Regions from separate parts of the Homo sapiens genome. Here region 1 is linked to region 2. Evidence: read pairs that join two places in POLR2A ChIA-PET (ENCODE). Cell type or tissue: GM12878. All regions are shown on one strand. Links, peaks and the distances in the headings refer to the core of each region. The heading gives the core; the rest is flanking DNA.

Evidence for each region. ChIA-PET counts read pairs that join two places held together with the same protein. Peaks named below come from ENCODE experiments on the same cell type or tissue, not always from the same donor. Only the 100,000 strongest peaks of a DNase experiment are listed, where the experiment ranks them.
Region 1: POLR2A ChIA-PET joins it to region 2 with 5 read pairs; 2 of 35 experiments call an interaction of 5 or more read pairs at or near these places.

Annotation. Positions count from the first base shown.
Region 1 is chr3:121,474,213-121,482,474 of GRCh38, forward strand. POLQ (DNA polymerase theta) reads right to left here. Exons shown (of 30, transcript NM_199420.4): 19 at 7,360-7,600; 20 at 2,328-2,521. Among named protein-coding and RNA genes, the nearest start is that of POLQ, 68 kb to the right of the region's middle. In GM12878, for the core only: no CTCF peak of the experiment used is centred there; no DNase peak of the experiment used is centred there.
Region 2 is chr3:121,648,677-121,656,750 of GRCh38, forward strand. The region is part of intron 3 of HCLS1 (hematopoietic cell-specific Lyn substrate 1); the gene reads right to left. It also overlaps the pseudogene RN7SL172P and the pseudogene RNU4-62P. Among named protein-coding and RNA genes, the nearest start is that of HCLS1, 8.2 kb to the right of the region's middle. In GM12878, for the core only: no CTCF peak of the experiment used is centred there; a DNase peak (open chromatin) is centred at 6,077; H3K4me3 peaks cover 646 bases; H3K27ac peaks cover 1,368 bases.

The sequences.
Region 1 (8,262 bases), core at 1,760-6,759, 180 kb before region 2:
GAAAACACTAAAGTAGGAAGGGGTTTGAAAAGTCATCTAGTCCCACCACCACAATGCTGGGCCCTGATAGTCCCTAGGCACAAAAAGTTAGGAGAAGGTGGCCAATACAATGTGGCAATAATGAATGCTAGAGAGGGCCGGTAGCACCCACTGAAGACACCAGAACTGTGCTGTGTGGGAGGTGGAAGACCCCATGTAACACTCACAAGCTCAGATGAGAGGGGATGAAACTAGGGCAATTCAGAACATTATCTACTATACCTAATCATTCACTTATATACTTTGAGTGGGTTTTAATGAACCTTGGATTATTTTCCCAGTAATAATTCTAAAAATTGAAACTATTTGTGTAAGTACAAGAATTTTTCCCACAAGTTGAGCCAGGGGTGGAAGGGAAGATAATCCCTGTACTTCTCTAGAATGGTAATGATGACAGAAACAATGATCTGGTTCCAGTTTGAACTGGGGTTTTAGGAATGAAAGGTACTGAGGCTTACTACAGATGTCAGTAACTATTTAGCCCAAGAACTATGTTACACAGATATGAACATATGCATGTATAGGGATTAGGGTTGCCACATATACCAAATAAAATTACAAAATGCCCAGTTAAATTTGAGTTGCATGGGGCATACTTATACTAAATTGTTATCCATTGTTTACCTGATTTTATTGACAAATTATAGTTGTATACATTCATGGGGTACAAGATGATGTTTTGATGTAAGTATACAATGTGGTGTGATTAAATTAAGCTGATTAACATATTGATCACCACACTTAGACTTATCATTTTTTATGGTAAGACATTTGAAATTTACTCTTAGTTACTTTGAAATATATAATACGTTACTATTGACTGTAGTCACCCTTGTGTACAATAAATATTAGAATCGATTCCTCCTGTTTATCTGAAACTTTGTACCCTTTGATAAACAACTCCCCATTCCCCTATCTAAAACTTTATACCCTTTGACTAGCAACTCCCCATTTCCCCGCTCCCTACTCCCCCAGCCTCTGGTAACAGCTGTTCCACTTTCCACTTCGAGGAGTTCAACTTCATTGGATTCCACATATAGTGAGATCATCTGAAACATATGGTACTTATCTTTCTGTAACTGGCTTATTTCACTTAGCATAACGTCTTTCAGGTTCCTCCATGTTTTCAAAAATGACAGGATGAAATACAAATTTCAAACTGGATGTGCCATATTTTATCAGGCAACCCTAATATAGGTATCAAAGGGTACATGAATGGCAGTATAGGAGAAAAAAAACCAAGCAACTGGATAGGAAAAATAAAACACTATTAAAGTAATAATAAAGCAGCAAACCCAGGAAGAGAGACCCATTATGATTAAAGACAACACAAATATCTCAAGTTATATATTTAGAAGTTCTTTAGCTTAAGCATTTTTTTGGGGGGGTGAAGCTTTCAGAATTAACTGTGAAACTTCACATACAAACTACCTTCCAGGTAACTGCCATTTTGACATGCAGGACGAAGAAGCCAATACTATCAAAGGCCCTTTACTCTTAGTCCAGGATTTGCTCAAGGCCTGTAGCTTACATGCTTTCAGGCCCATCTGAATCACAAGGGCAGCAATTCTTGCCTTTGCCCCAAACCTACTTGTGCTGAAACAGAGATTCTATATTTTCTATAAGTTCCCTATGTAATTTTATGTGCAGTCAGCTAGGTATTGGCTTGGGGATTTGAAAAGCAGATACCAAAAAGAAAAAAAAAAGGCACCACTGAATTCAACACATGAATAAGAGAAACCAAGTTCCTCATTTTCTTTTAAATATGTTAACGAAGGAACAGAAAATCAAATACTGCATGTTCTCATTTATAAGTGGAAGCTAAATGATGAGAATTCATGAGCAAAAAATCCCTTTTTCATTTAATTCAGAAAAATATCCAGTTTCCTATTCTATAGAAAGATGTTAGGGCAAGCAAGGAAGGGGTAAGGGCTCATGAAATGACCAACTTCCTGGAAAAATAGCTATGCTGTCATGCAACCACCAGTACCAATCATTTCTTCAACAAATACTTAGTGAGTCCCTCCTCCGTTCCAGGCAAATCTCCTTCTCAAGGAGCTTACATTCTAGAAGTCCTCTTTATTACCTTCCTTTATTTGTAAATTAAATACAGATATAATTTACAAATTAGATGCTAGAATATTCCCAAAGCAATCTGGTTAACTGGCTGTTTCATTTTACTGACCTTTGGTGTTCAGGTAAATACACACACACACACACACACACACACACACAATCATTTTAACTCTAAAAATTATGTATCTATATCCCTAGCCCCATGATACAACCTCAGCGATGTCATCTGAACTGGTGAAAGAAAAACTGTGGCCAGCTAGTTGATAGGCCTGGGTCTCAATTGCATCCAGCTTGGCTTGCATTATATGTTTCTGACTTTCACATTCTGCAGTACTAAAGCCAATTCCATTTAGTTCTAGCAAGGCCAAGCAGTACTGAGAGGGCATTTCCACCTTACGGAAAACATCTGGAAGAAAAAAGAAAATTAAAACGTTAATTCATTGGCTAAGTGGCTAGATCAGCAGCCTTACCTAAACTATACAGAATTCATCTAGGAAAATCCAGAAATGCTACCAAGGTATCCTTCAGGAGCCAGTCTCCCGAGCAGCATCCTCAAGCCAACAATGAAAGGTGGAAAAGTACAGGCTAGTTTAGCACTGGACAACTATCCTTGTCTCTGCAGAGAGTAGAAGAGTCGGCAATCTTGTGACTAGTCTGGATTACAAGAGACTGTATTTCTCCTAAGATGTTTCTGCTTCTACTCTTAGCAGCAGCATAACAATCAACCTTATTTTGAAATCCAAAATGCTCCAAAATCTGAAACTTTCTGAGCACTGACATGACACCACAATTAGGACACTCCATACCTGACTTTACGTGACAGGGCACAGTCAAAACACAGGTGTACAACACAAAGTTTATTCAGCGTCTCTAAAGGAAAAAAGCCCCTCCTTGCCCCATTCAGCTTCAATATATCTTTTCCGCCAGACAACCACAGACTGCCTACATGAGTGACTGAGACAGTGATACCTTTGCTTTCTGATGGTTCAGTGTACACAAATTTTATTTTGTGCACAAAAGTATTAAATAATTGTATAAAATTATCTTTAGGCTATGTCTATAGGTATATATGAATTCTACATTTAGACTTGGGTCTCATCCCCAAGATATCTCATTATATATATGCAAATATTCCAAAATCCAAAAAAATCTGAAACGTAAAACACTTCTGGTCCCACATTTTGGATAAGGCAGACTTAACTTATATATTAAAGGCCCTGAGAGGACCTGAAGCAAAGACAACTATTTAATTTTATTTTAAGTGAAAGTCCCAAACTTATTTGACCATTAAACCCTTTTTTCATATAATACTTATTAACATCTTGAAAAGTAAGCATCCATGGAATGTACTATAGGAAATGCTGTCCTAAATCATTAAGAAAGAATCCCTAAGACTTCAGCTTCCAGTATTGAGTCACTAGGAATCTAAGCAACCCTGGCCCACCTTCCCCAGCTCCACACAAACATTATTTGAGGCACTGCTGGTCTCAATCAGCATGAGAAATCTCCAGGGACACCCGTAACCACCACGAAAAGCAAAGAAACAAATGAGAGTTACTGGCCTCTAACTACATGCAGAAGGTACGAGACCGTCAGAGCCTGGCTTTAGAAGCCTGGAACTAGTGGAGAAATTCACGTTACTTGAGACTAGAGAAATAATGAACTTGGGTCAGAACAGGAACAATCAGAGAAGCACAAAGTAAGAGTGGCAGGAAGCTAGCCTGCATCCATAGCCATTAGGAAGGAGCAAGGTCGTTATGGGAATGGAGTCCCATAGCAAAAAAAGTTAAGGGGATATAGATCCTTGAAACAACAACAGGATGAGGAGCAGAGTCTCAGACTCCTGTTCTGAAACAAAACTCTCAAAGGCTACTGCGGTCCTTTGATGCAGAGTAGTGTGGTACCCAGCAGAGGCAGGAGCAAAACCTTTCTAAGGGAAGATTTCCCCCACGTAAGTCCTGCAGGGATCCTTGATCATAATAAATCCTGTATGAACTCACAAAAAATATGAAAAATACAAGACAGCAAAGAAATGTGAATAGGACTCAGAAGAAACAACCAAGAAGAAATTTAGATCCCCAAAACTGCAGATAAGGACTAGTTAGAATATTGCACAACTGTGAATGAACTACTTACAAAACAAAAAGTGACTAGAAACAAAGTAAAATAGTAGGAAAATAGAGAACAAGTGTATCAATAATCAAATAAGCAGAAATACATCAAGAATCACAATAAATTGGCAAATTTGTAAAAAAAAAAAAAAAAAAAAAAAAGTTAAGCCTGAAAAGTAAATGAGCTATACTTTGTTTATAAGACATGTCTGAAGATAGGGACCTAGAAAGGTTAAAAGGGATAGAAAAAAGCTATATGAACTAATATTAAGAGAAAGCTGATGTTGCCATATTCATATAAGAAAACAGACTAAGAATAAAAATCATTATTTGTAATACAGATGGTCATAATACAATAATAGAAGGTTTAATTCACCAGGAAGACAAATCATTTTTAAACACATACACACCTAATAAAGTGGCCTCAAAACAAAGTTAAAATTGATTGAATTACAGGGAAAATTAGACATAGAATATTTTAAAAACAACTTTGACTTAACAGACATATAAAATTGTGCATCCAGAATTAGAGTACACATTCTTTTGTGTGCACATAGAGCATTTACACAACAGCTCAGGTTTTAGATAATGAATCGTTGGCTAAAAATTTCAAGAATTAGTATTATACAACCATGTACTCGAACTACAACACAATTAAGTTTAAATATAATAAAAATACAAAATAAAAGTTTCTAAATATTTGGGAATTAAAAACCATTCTTCTAAATAATTTGTGAGTGAAAAAATATACCAGAAATCTAAAAATATCTAGCATGATAAGAATATTATCAGGCCAGGAATAGTGGCTCACACCTGTAATCCCAGCACTTTGGGAGGCAAAGGCAGGAGGACTGCTTGAGGGCAAGAGTTTGAGACCAGCCTGGGCAACATAGCAAGACCCTCATCTCTACAAAAAAAAAAAAATGTGTGTGTGTGTGTGTGTGTGTGTATACACATCAAAACTGTAGAATACAATAAAAGTAGTGCTTTGAGGAAAATTTATAGCTATATATATATATTTTGTTTGTTTGTTTGTTTTTGTGATACAGATCCTCACTCTATTGCCCAGACTGGAGTGCAGTGGCAGAATCTCTGCTCACTGCAACCTCCGCCTCCGGTATTCTCGTGCCTCAGCCTCCTGAGTAGCTGGGATTACAGGTGCATGCAACCACACCCAGCTAATTTTTGATTTTTAGTAGAGACAGGGTTTCACCATGTTGGCCAGGCTGGTCTCAAACTCCTGGCCTCAAGTGATCCACCCACCTCAGCCTCCCAGAGTGCTAGGATTACAGGCATGAGCCACTGCACCCGGCTGCCTTATATTCTTAAGTTAGAAAAGAAAAAAAATAATTTGAGAAGTAATGGTTTTAAGGTCAAAGTTATGAATATTGAAAAATGACTACAAAATAAAGTCAGGGGAACTAGAAGAAAACAGATAATATAGATGTGGACAGAAATCAAGGAAATACAAAACAAAAGTAATAGGAAGAATCAAAGGCAAAGGTTGGTTCTTTGAAAAGACTAGAAAATTGGGAAAACTTCAAGTGACATTAAATAATAATATTATGAAAGAAAAAGAGAATATAACAAATAAACCAGAGACGTAAAAAAGAGAGACTTAGCAATAGCTGTATATCAATAAATTTGAAAATTTAGATGAAACATAAATTCCTTAAAAATATATAGGTTGGGAATGTCACAGTGGAGTAATAAAAAGAAAAAAAAGATTTGGAAAAAAAATATATATATATAGCTTACCAAATATATTCAAAAAGAAATAACTGAATAATCTTACAGTTATTAAAGAAATCAAAGTTGCAGTTAAAATATCTTTCTATGTCAGATGAGAATACCTCCTGGCTAACAGAAAAATTTTAAAAATAAAACATATCTATATCTCTTTCTACAAAGAAATAATTATATTCAAACTAAATCTGATAGCTGTCTACATTCTCTCCAAAAACTTCCCTTATCTCAGTGCACTTCAATTCTTGAATTCTATGAATAAGAAAGCATTAACACTGTAAAAAATGCATTTAATACCTCCTAACCACCCTTTTTTTTTTGAGATGGGGTCTCACTATGTGGTCCAGGCTGGTCTCAAACTTCTGGGCTCCAGTGATCCTCCCACCTTAGACTCCTGAGTAGCTGAGACTACAGGCAGGAACCACTGAGCCAGCCTAGCCACACATTTTTGAAAGTGCAGAAAAAAAAAGGAGCTTTCAAAAGCACATTGAAATTGTGAAAGTTAAAAATTATAATAATCAACTAACATAATAAGCACCTGCTCTGTGACAAACACTGCCCATATTCACTATCTTATTTAATCCTTAGAACAACTTTATAAGAACCAGACTTACAGTTTCAGTAGTTTGCCCAAAGTCCCTCAGCTCATAAGTGGATAACCCAGATCCAAACCCTAGTCTGTATGAATTCATCCATCTATTTTCTAGTACCTATTGATTAGTCAATAAATTCGGTCACTCCTCACAATGAAGCCAAATTTGTTCTACTTCACATCTCTACCATAAGCATCCGTTAAGCTCTCTGTAGTCAGGGTGCTTGATCTGGGCCAGCAGATAACAATGACAATAAATTCATGTTATTTGTCATGAGGGAAAAAAGAGACTCTCATGATTATCCCTTGCTGTGAAAAAACATCTGTTTGTTAATAGTTCCAAAAAGAAAAGAGTTAACTTTTTGAAATCCATTAAGGATGTCTTCTAAGGGTGAATAAAAATCCTTTGATAAAGTTCAAATACAAAATTACCAACAACTGCATAAATGCGATTTTGTAATTCTCTTCTTCACACAAGGGCCAGAAGTCAGCAAATTATGGCCAAACTAACATTAGATGCATGTTTTTGTAAAGTGTTATTGGAAGACAGCCATTTGTTTTGGTCTTGTCTACAGCTGCTCTTTTGCTACAATGGCAGAGTTGAGTATTTGTGATAGAGATTGTTTAGTTTACAAAGCCAAAAATATTTACTCTCTGGCCTTTTACAGAAAAAAAGCACTAGACAATCCAAAGGTAGGATTTGCATAAATGTGTAATTTACCCATTTTTGATAAAGAGTGGCTAAATCTCTATCTCTAATCTATAACATAAAAATGCCAGAAACTTGGTTTTTACCTTGAAGGTTTTCCTTCTGCAACAAAGAGTTGAGCTGATTCATAGAGTTGAAGATGAGAATGGACTCCACAGATGCTCTGTATCGCCCAGAATGCTCACTGCCAGCATTTAGCCCCAGGCTTTGAATCCCTTGGCTGGTCTCCATCCCTTCTAGGAGTGGAAGCTCATGAGGAAGAAAACTGGTAACTATGCTATGAAGAGTCGGCTCCTGAGAATCTGGATCTAGTAACCAGCATGCCACCTGAATGGGATAGCAATGAGAATATTTTCCTGATTTTTTTCAAAGACACTTATGTACCTCTAAATGAAAAGGGAAAAAAACAAAGCTCATTTCTAACCTCACTCATTTTCATTTAATATTTATTCAGTGGTCTTCCCAGGAAAGAAGGAAAGAATAATTGTAACAGGACTCATTTTTGGTAGCAACAACAGCAGTAGCTTTCAAAGAAAGGAAAGTTGTAACTATTCCATTCCTACAATGCTCAGGCCGATCCAGTTTAGCAGTAGGCTTGAAAAACAAGTGTGTCTCAGCAAACTCAAACCATGTGTCTGAAAATGAAGATGGACTCCTCCACTAAGGCTAATTTGGGCTAAGCTACTGTAATAAAGATGGGCCTGTGAGGTTTTAGGTATATTTAGTTCTTTCATCATCAAAAGAAGTGAGGCGCCGGGCGCAGTGGCTGACACCTGTAATCCCAGCACTTTGGGAGACTGAGGCGGGTTGATCACCTGAGGTCAGAAGTTCAAGACTAGCCTGGTCAACATGGTGAAACCCTGTCTCTACTAAATATACAAAAAATTAGCTGGGCATGGTGGTGGGCACCTGTAATCCCAGCTACTCAGGAGGCTGAGGCAAAAGAATCGCTTGAACCTGGGAGGCGGAGGTTGCAGTGAGCCGAGATT
Region 2 (8,074 bases), core at 3,061-8,060:
GATCCATCTGGTGGCCTTTAGTGGATAATTCTACCAAAGGTCTTTTTAAAAAGCCTTCTCAGCTTTAGCCGCAGTTAATTTTAGAAAGCTGGCTATGAACCAGATGAAATTAAGCCAAGTGCTGGAAGAACCCCCTGTTCCCATGCCTCCTCTAAACTCTCTGGCAGCGTTGAAAGCAGAGATCTTGTGTTGTCAGTTCAACACCAACACTGTGTCATAAGCTACTAGTACCAAGGACATGTAAATGCCTGCCCAATATCTTCCAACTGAAGTATTCAGATGAAAGATCAAGAAAATGGGGCCAAAATTTACTTTCAAATGGAAAAAATCTGCAATTTTTTAATGAATATAATAATTGTTAAATGGGTTATAACTATATTATAGTTAAAACAAGTTTTTAAAAGGGATTAGAAAATGATACTCAGAAATATTCATCTAAAGGATAACAGAAAAACTAGTCAGGGGATCATACCAATGATATAATTTGAATGAAATTGTTGAGGCCCAAAGAAAACAGACTTCTTTAGGTTATAGTGGAAGTCATTCTAAACAGGTCTTTATTATTATTATTATTATTGAGACAGAATCTTGCTCTGTCGCCCAGGCTGGAGTGCAGTGGTATGATCTCAGCTCACTGTAATCTCCGCCTCCCGGGTTCAAGTGATTCTCTTGCCTCAGCCTCCAGAGTAGCTGGGATTACAGGCATGCATGTCATGCCCCGCTAGATTTTGTATTTTTAGTAGAGACAGGGTTTCACCATGTTGGCCAGGCTGGTCTCAAACTCCTGACCTCAAGTGATCCTCTTGCCTTGGCCTCCCAAAGTGCTGGGATTACAGGCGTGAGCCACCACGCCTGGCCTAAACAGGTCTTAATCACATCATTCCTTCATTTTATAACTATTAACTAAACAACTTTTAAGTGTGAGGTACTGTTAGGCTCTGAGGACACAAAAATGTTTTATGTATGGAGATAGAGGACAGCTAGAAGAGATAGAGAGGAAAACAAAAAATTCCAATTCAATATGCTGTGTTGTGCCTAAGAAACTTTTGACATATTAACTCTCAGATATCCAATTTAAGTTTTAAAAGACTTTGTATTGATAAAGCAATGCAGTTTATGTGAACCAAGCAAAATGTAGCACCTCAAAGATGACTCATTCCTCAATCTGTGTTTGTTTTTTATTACAAAACTAAAAGCACAAATGTGAGTGACTCAGAATATAAGGTTTTTATTCACAGATGACCTGATCATGTATGTAGAAAATCCTAAAGAATTCACACAAAAAAAGCTACTAAAGCATTGTGCATTTGGCTAGGTCACAGGATACAAGGTCATTATATCAAAATCAATTGTATTTTTACATACTGGCCATAAACATTTGGAAACTGGAAGTTAAATATAAATACATGAAATAACATGAAACATTTTAGGATAAACTTAACAAAGTATGTGCAAGACCTAAACACTAAAAAATATTTCTGAAAATATTAAAGAAGATCTAAATAAATGGAGAGATATCCCATGTTCATGGATTGGAAAACTCAATATCATTAAGATGTCAGTTCTCCCTAAAATGATCTATAGATTCAATGCAATCCCAATCAAAATCTGAACAGGCATTCTTGTAGGAATTGACTAGTGAATTATAAAATTTATGTGAAAATGTAAAGTCCTGGAATAGTAAAATCTTTTGTTTCTTTTTTTTTTTTTAAGGAGAGCAAAGTTGAGGACTACATAATTTCTTGACTTATAAAGCTACAATAATCAGTGCAGTATGGTATGCTGTCAGGGTAGAAAATAGATCAACAGAACAGAATAGAGTCCAGAAATAGACCCACATGTATGTGGTCAAAGATGCCAGGTAAGTCAATGGGAACAGAATACTCTTTTAATATTGTTGAACAACTAAATAATCACATGGAGAAAAATGAACCTCAATCTTGACCTCACACTGCACAGAAAAGTCTACTTGAAATGGGTCATAGACTTAAATGTAAAAGCTAAAACTGTCAGTCCTTTAGGACAAAACATCAAAGAAAGTCTTCACAACTTTGGGGTAGGTAAATATTTCTTAGACACATAAAGCATTAGCCCCATAAATTTTTTTTCAATAAATTAGACATCATCAGGATTAAGATCTTTTGCTCTTAAAAAGATGCCATTAATAAAATGAAAAAGTGGCCAGGTGTGGTGGCTCACGCCTGTAATCTCAGCACTTTGGGAGGTCAAGGCGGGTGGATCACAAGGTCAGGAGCTCAAGACCAGCCTAGCCACTATGGTGAAACCCCGTCTCTACCAAAAATACAAAAATTAGCTGGGCTTGGTGGTGGGCGCCTGAGTCCCAGCTACTCAGGAGGCTGAAGCAGCAGAATCGCTTGAACCCAGGAGGCAGAGGTTGCAGTGAGCTGAGATCATGTCACTGCACTCCAGCCTGGGCAACAGAGCAATCAATCAATAAATAATCAATCAATCAATCAATAAAGTGAAAAAGCAAGTTATGTTCTGGGAGAATACACTTGTAAAACACATATTTCACAAAAGACTTACATCCAGAATATATAAAGAACTTTCAGCAACTTAATAAAAAGACAAACAACTCACTTTAAAAGTGAGAAAAAGATGTGAACAGATACTTCATAAAGAAGATATATGAAGATATATGAATGGCAAATGAAAATATACTCAATAAAACTGGTCATCAGAGAAATTCAAATTAACTTAAAAGAGTGGTTAAGTTGGTTTTGTTGTTGTTGTTGTTGTTTTGTTTTGTTTGTCTTTTAGAGAGGATCTCAGTCTGTCACCCAGGCTGGAGTGCAGTGGGGCAAACATGGCTCACTGCAGCCTCAACCCCCTGGGCTCAAGTGCTTCTCCTGCCTCAGCCTCCTGAATAGCTCAGACCACAGCCAGCCAATTTTTAATTTTTTTGTAGACTCTGAATCTCTCCACATTGTCCAGATGGTCTTGAACTCCTGGGCTCAAGTCATCCTCCTGCCTTGGCCTCCTAAAGTGCTGGGATTACAGGCATGAGCCACTGCACCCAGCTAAATTTAAAAATACTAACAATAACAAATGTTGACAAAAATGTGGAGCATCTGAAACCCACACATTACTGGTAGGAATGAAAGAGGGTAAATTCCCTTTGGAAAAGAGTTTGAGAGTCTCTCAAAATGTTTAACATACACTTATTATATGACTCAGCAATTCTACTCCTGGCAATTTTCCAAGAGAAATAAGGATATGTCAACAAAAAGATTTGTACCCAAATGCCCATGACAGTTTCATTTGTAATAGATCCAAATTGTCAATAATCCAAATGGCTATTGACAGGATAATGAATAATAAAACTGTGACATATCCATACAATGGGACACTACATGACAATATAAAAGAACAAAAGACTTATATACACAACACCATGGATAAATCTGGAAAACATTATGCTGAAAGAAGACAACACAAAACAATACATTCTATATTATTCTGTTTGCATGAAATTCTATGCCAGACAAAACTAATCTATAGTGACAAAAAGATCAGTATGGGGTGTATTGACTGCAAAGAGGTGCAGGGAAATTTTCATGGTAATAGATATATTCTATATCTTGATTGCATTGGTGGTTATATTATATATATATAGTCAAAACTCATTGAACTATTTGCTTATAATGATTAGGTATCAATAAATTTAATTTTTGCCTGGGCAATGGTGGCTTACACCTGTAATCCCAGCACTGTAGGAGGCCGAGGCAGGCGGATCACTTGAGGTCAGGAGTTCAAGACCAGTCTGGCCAACATGGTTAAACCCCGTCTCTACTAAAAATACACAAATTAGCTGGGCAAGGTGGCACATGCCTGTAATCCCAGCTACTCGGGAAGCTGAGGTAGGAGAATCACTTGAAGCTGGGAGGCAGAGGCGGAGGTTTCAGTGAGCCGAGATCGTACCACTGCACTCCAGCCTGGATGACAGAGCGAAACTCCGTCTCAAAAAAAACAAAGTTAATTTTTGAAAAATAATAAAGTGAAGAAAACCTTAAATGAAAGAGACTTTGGGCACTCATAAAGAGGTTTGTTTATGAAGTGATTGTAGTATTATTAAGGCCAACTTATCAAGTACTTTGTCACTGTAAACAGAATAGCAAGCAGCCTTAGGGAATTGGCAATAGCTTAGTTCATGGGAATTTGCATTTCATTTCAACAAAAGAATTACGGACATGACGATATTATGTTTATTAGACAAAAACAATATATTGGTTAAGATTTCAGCCCATGGAGTCAGACTGAGCCGAATTCAAATTACTACAGGTTGACTATCCCTCATCCCAAACGCTTGGGACCAGAAGTGTTTTGGATTCAGGATTTTTTCAGGTTTTGGAATATTTGCATATACATAATGAGATATCTTGGGGACGAGACCCATGTGTAAACAGGAAATTCATTTATGTGTCATATACACTATATTAAGGAAGGTATTAAAGAAGAACTAAATAAATGAAGGTAACTTTATTTTTCCCTTGGGGACGCTGAAAAAACTGTTGTGCACCTGTATTTTGACTGAGACCCATCACATGTAGTCAGGTGTGGAATTTTCTACTTGTGGTATCATGTGGGCTTTCAAAAATTTCAGATTTTGGAACATTTTAGATTTTGAATTTTTGGATTAGGGATGCTCAACCTGTATCTCTGTATCCTCGGACAAATTGCTAAACATTAATATATCCATTCACTTTTCTGTGAAATCAGGATGCCAACGTCATCTATGATATAGGATTGTTTTTAAAAAGTACTCTGTGTTTTGCAAGACATATAATAGCTTAATAAATGTTAGTCATTATTCTTAAGTTATAGCCATGGCTCTTCCCAGTACCCCTGTGAGGTAAACAGGGATGGTACTATAATCTCCAGTCAGCGCTGGAAATCAAGATAGGATGGTAAAATATTATTACTCTCCTCAGCATCATAAGCCTTTTTACAGCAGAGCTGGAATCAGTCCCTAGAGCTCCAGAATTCTATTTCTATACTCTTGGCATTACACCATTCTTTATTTCCACTTGCTATAAAATGTCAGGGCACGAGAAGAGGACAGGGCCACTGAGGCAGACATCCTATGGTTATAGCTCAGTAAAGATTTAATCTAAAGGCCAGACTGGTTCCAGGAAGTGCTGAAAGATTATTCCAGAGCAGTGCCACTCAGTGTGTGGTCCACAAGCTGAACTGTTTCTGTTTCACAGGGAAATAAGAATAAAAATTGAGAATATGTGTTTAGAAACTTTTATAGCAATTTGACATAGTGATTTTATTCTTTTTCTTTTTCTTTTTTAGAAATGGGGTCTCACTGTTGCCCAGGCTGGAGTACAGTGGCTACTCACAGACACAATCCCACTACTGATCAGCACTGGAGTTTTGACCTGCTCCATTTCTGACCTGGGCAAGTTCACCCCTTCTTAGGCAACCTATGGTCCCCTGCTCCTGGGAGGTGGGAGGTCACTATATTGATTCAGAATTCAGCGTGGAGACCCAATCAGCATAGAGCACTATAGCCCAGAACTACTGGACTCAAGTGATCCTCCTGCCTCAGCCTCCTGAGTAGTTGGGTCTATAGGCACAGACTAGCATGCCTGACAACATCGTGATTTTATATCTGTTGAATTTAAAAATAAAAACTGTGTTTGTATTGTCTATGTTATTTTTAACCATTTATTTTTCCAGAAACTTAATTGTATTTTATTTTACAAAAGTATCAGTCTGTGACAGATTTGAAAATAAACAAACAGGTCAAGGGAAAAGACACCCTTGAGTCTTGAGAATGAATGGGCAAGAGTGGAGAAAAGAAGGTGGAGAGAAGGGTGATAGTTCTTGAAAACCAGGCAGTTCCTTTACAGAATGGATAAGGGATGCATAGGACCATTTGAATTATTCACTGAATTACCAAATTACTATCCAAACTAAATTTATTCAAGACAGACCTAAAAAGAGACATCACGGTGTGGGGAAGGTAGTAAGATTAGTAAGAACTGCAACCACTTCCTTTTCCTGCTTTTAGTCGTCTCAGCTCTACAGCTACTGTTTTGTTTTGTTTGTTTGTTTTTTGTTTTTTCATTTTGGGATCTGTCAGTGTTAGCATCTACAGCTACTGTTCTCCTCTCCAATTTCCCTCTCCTTTCCAAGGACCATGGTGATTCCCATCAGATGTTAAAGACTGACTTAGCCCACACTAACGAGAGGGAATCCCCAAATAGTGGAGACTTACTACTGGAAAGTCCTCTAGAGGTCTTTTTGATCCAGATGGGCAAAATGAGAATCAGAGAGGAAAAGGGACTTGTCTAAAGCCACCTGGCCTGTTACCAGCAGATACCAGGCTTTCACTCCTTGATAACCTGGGTAAATGGGAGATGAGCGAGATTTTTTTGTCAATATCTCCATCGTTTATTCTATCTGATAGATTCAGTTAGGTTAACAAGGAAATGTGCAGGGTCACCATGTTGTACCACTCCAGGCAGCACCCGTCAGAGTGATCTGTGTATAGGAGTTGTGCAATCCAACAGTCCAGGTAGACACCACTTAGGAGAAAAAAGGGCTGTTGTCTGTTTACATGTTTGTTAGATTTTAGAAAGGAAATCTGATTAAACTAACCTATATTAACAGGAAACAAAACTAACATCACTGAGCTGCTCAGAAGTGCTAAGTACTGCATTAGACATTGGCTATCCCATTGACCTGTAACTATACATCTTCAGGGTGGCTATTTTTTTTTAAGTTATTTCATTTTTTTATGAGGGTTGCTTGCTCTTTTTTTTTTTTTTTTTTTTTTTTTTGCCAATGCCTACTATATTGCAAGTCGTCATGGCGGAGTGTTGGGAAGTTTTCAATTAGCAATAATCACACCTCGGATAAACCTCATTGGCTACAATACCACCAAAGGCATGAAGTGTGCATCCTCATCTGGACAATTCCCAGAATACCAGCGTTGAGTGGCCTTTATTCAGAAAAGGAAAAGGGTCTTGTGGTTTTTTTTTTTTTTTTTTTGATCTATGAGTCTATAGAGGGGTATCACAGAAGCTTCCTGAATGACCCTGTTCCATTGTTTCAATCTTTTTCCAGAATGGCATGGTTTAAGAATAATATTCATTATAGCTACTTAATTGAAACCATTTATTTATTTATTTATTTATTTATTTATTTATTTATTTATTGAGACTGAGTCTCGCTCTATCACCCTGGCTGGAGTGCAGTGGTGCGATCTCAGCTCACTGCAACCTGTGCCTCCTGGGTTCAAGAGACTCTCGTGCTTCGGCCTCCTGAGTAGCTGGGATTACAGGTGCCCGCCACCACGCCCATCTAATTTTTGTATTTTTAGTAGACACAGGGTTTCATCATGTTGCCCATGCTGGTCTTGAACTCCTGACCTCAAGTGATCTTCCTCGCTCGGCCTTCCAAAGTTTTGGGATTACAAGCGTGAGCCACCACGCCCGGCCGAAACCATTTATTTCTGATTAAACAATGTGGTATTGTCATCCAGTTGTAGAAACTTGTGCCAGGCTTTCACAGTATGTTGCTTGTGCAATGTGGTCATCCACTGACACTTTTTAAAATCTAGAGGTAAAAACACTGCTTTTAGGGTGCGGTAGGGGGAGTTAAAAATGGAGCTTAAAACTGTATTAATCTTGCCATTTTGTGTGTAGTTGTTGAATTTTTGCTTGTTACACTATTTATTGTGTCTACCTTGCTACTAATGTTTGACATTCTGATACTATCCAAAGCAGATGGTCCTGGTTAGATGATCCTGAATCATCCGTGGAAGAGAGAAGGGGATCTCTCAGCCTGAATGTATGACATATCCCACAGAAACCCCTGGATATGTCTGTAAGTTCCTTTTATCTTCTGGTATCGGAGGGTTTTGTTTGTTTGTTTGTTTCTGGTAAAATGCATATGGGGCTATAATCTTAAAGATCCCTGAACATCGTTGCCAAAATAGTTTTTATCAACAGGTTTTCCAAGTGTTACATTTCTTCATATTACCATTCATGGCTTCCAACTTCTGTCAAATAGCTAAGTACAAATCTGTATTTTAAAAGTT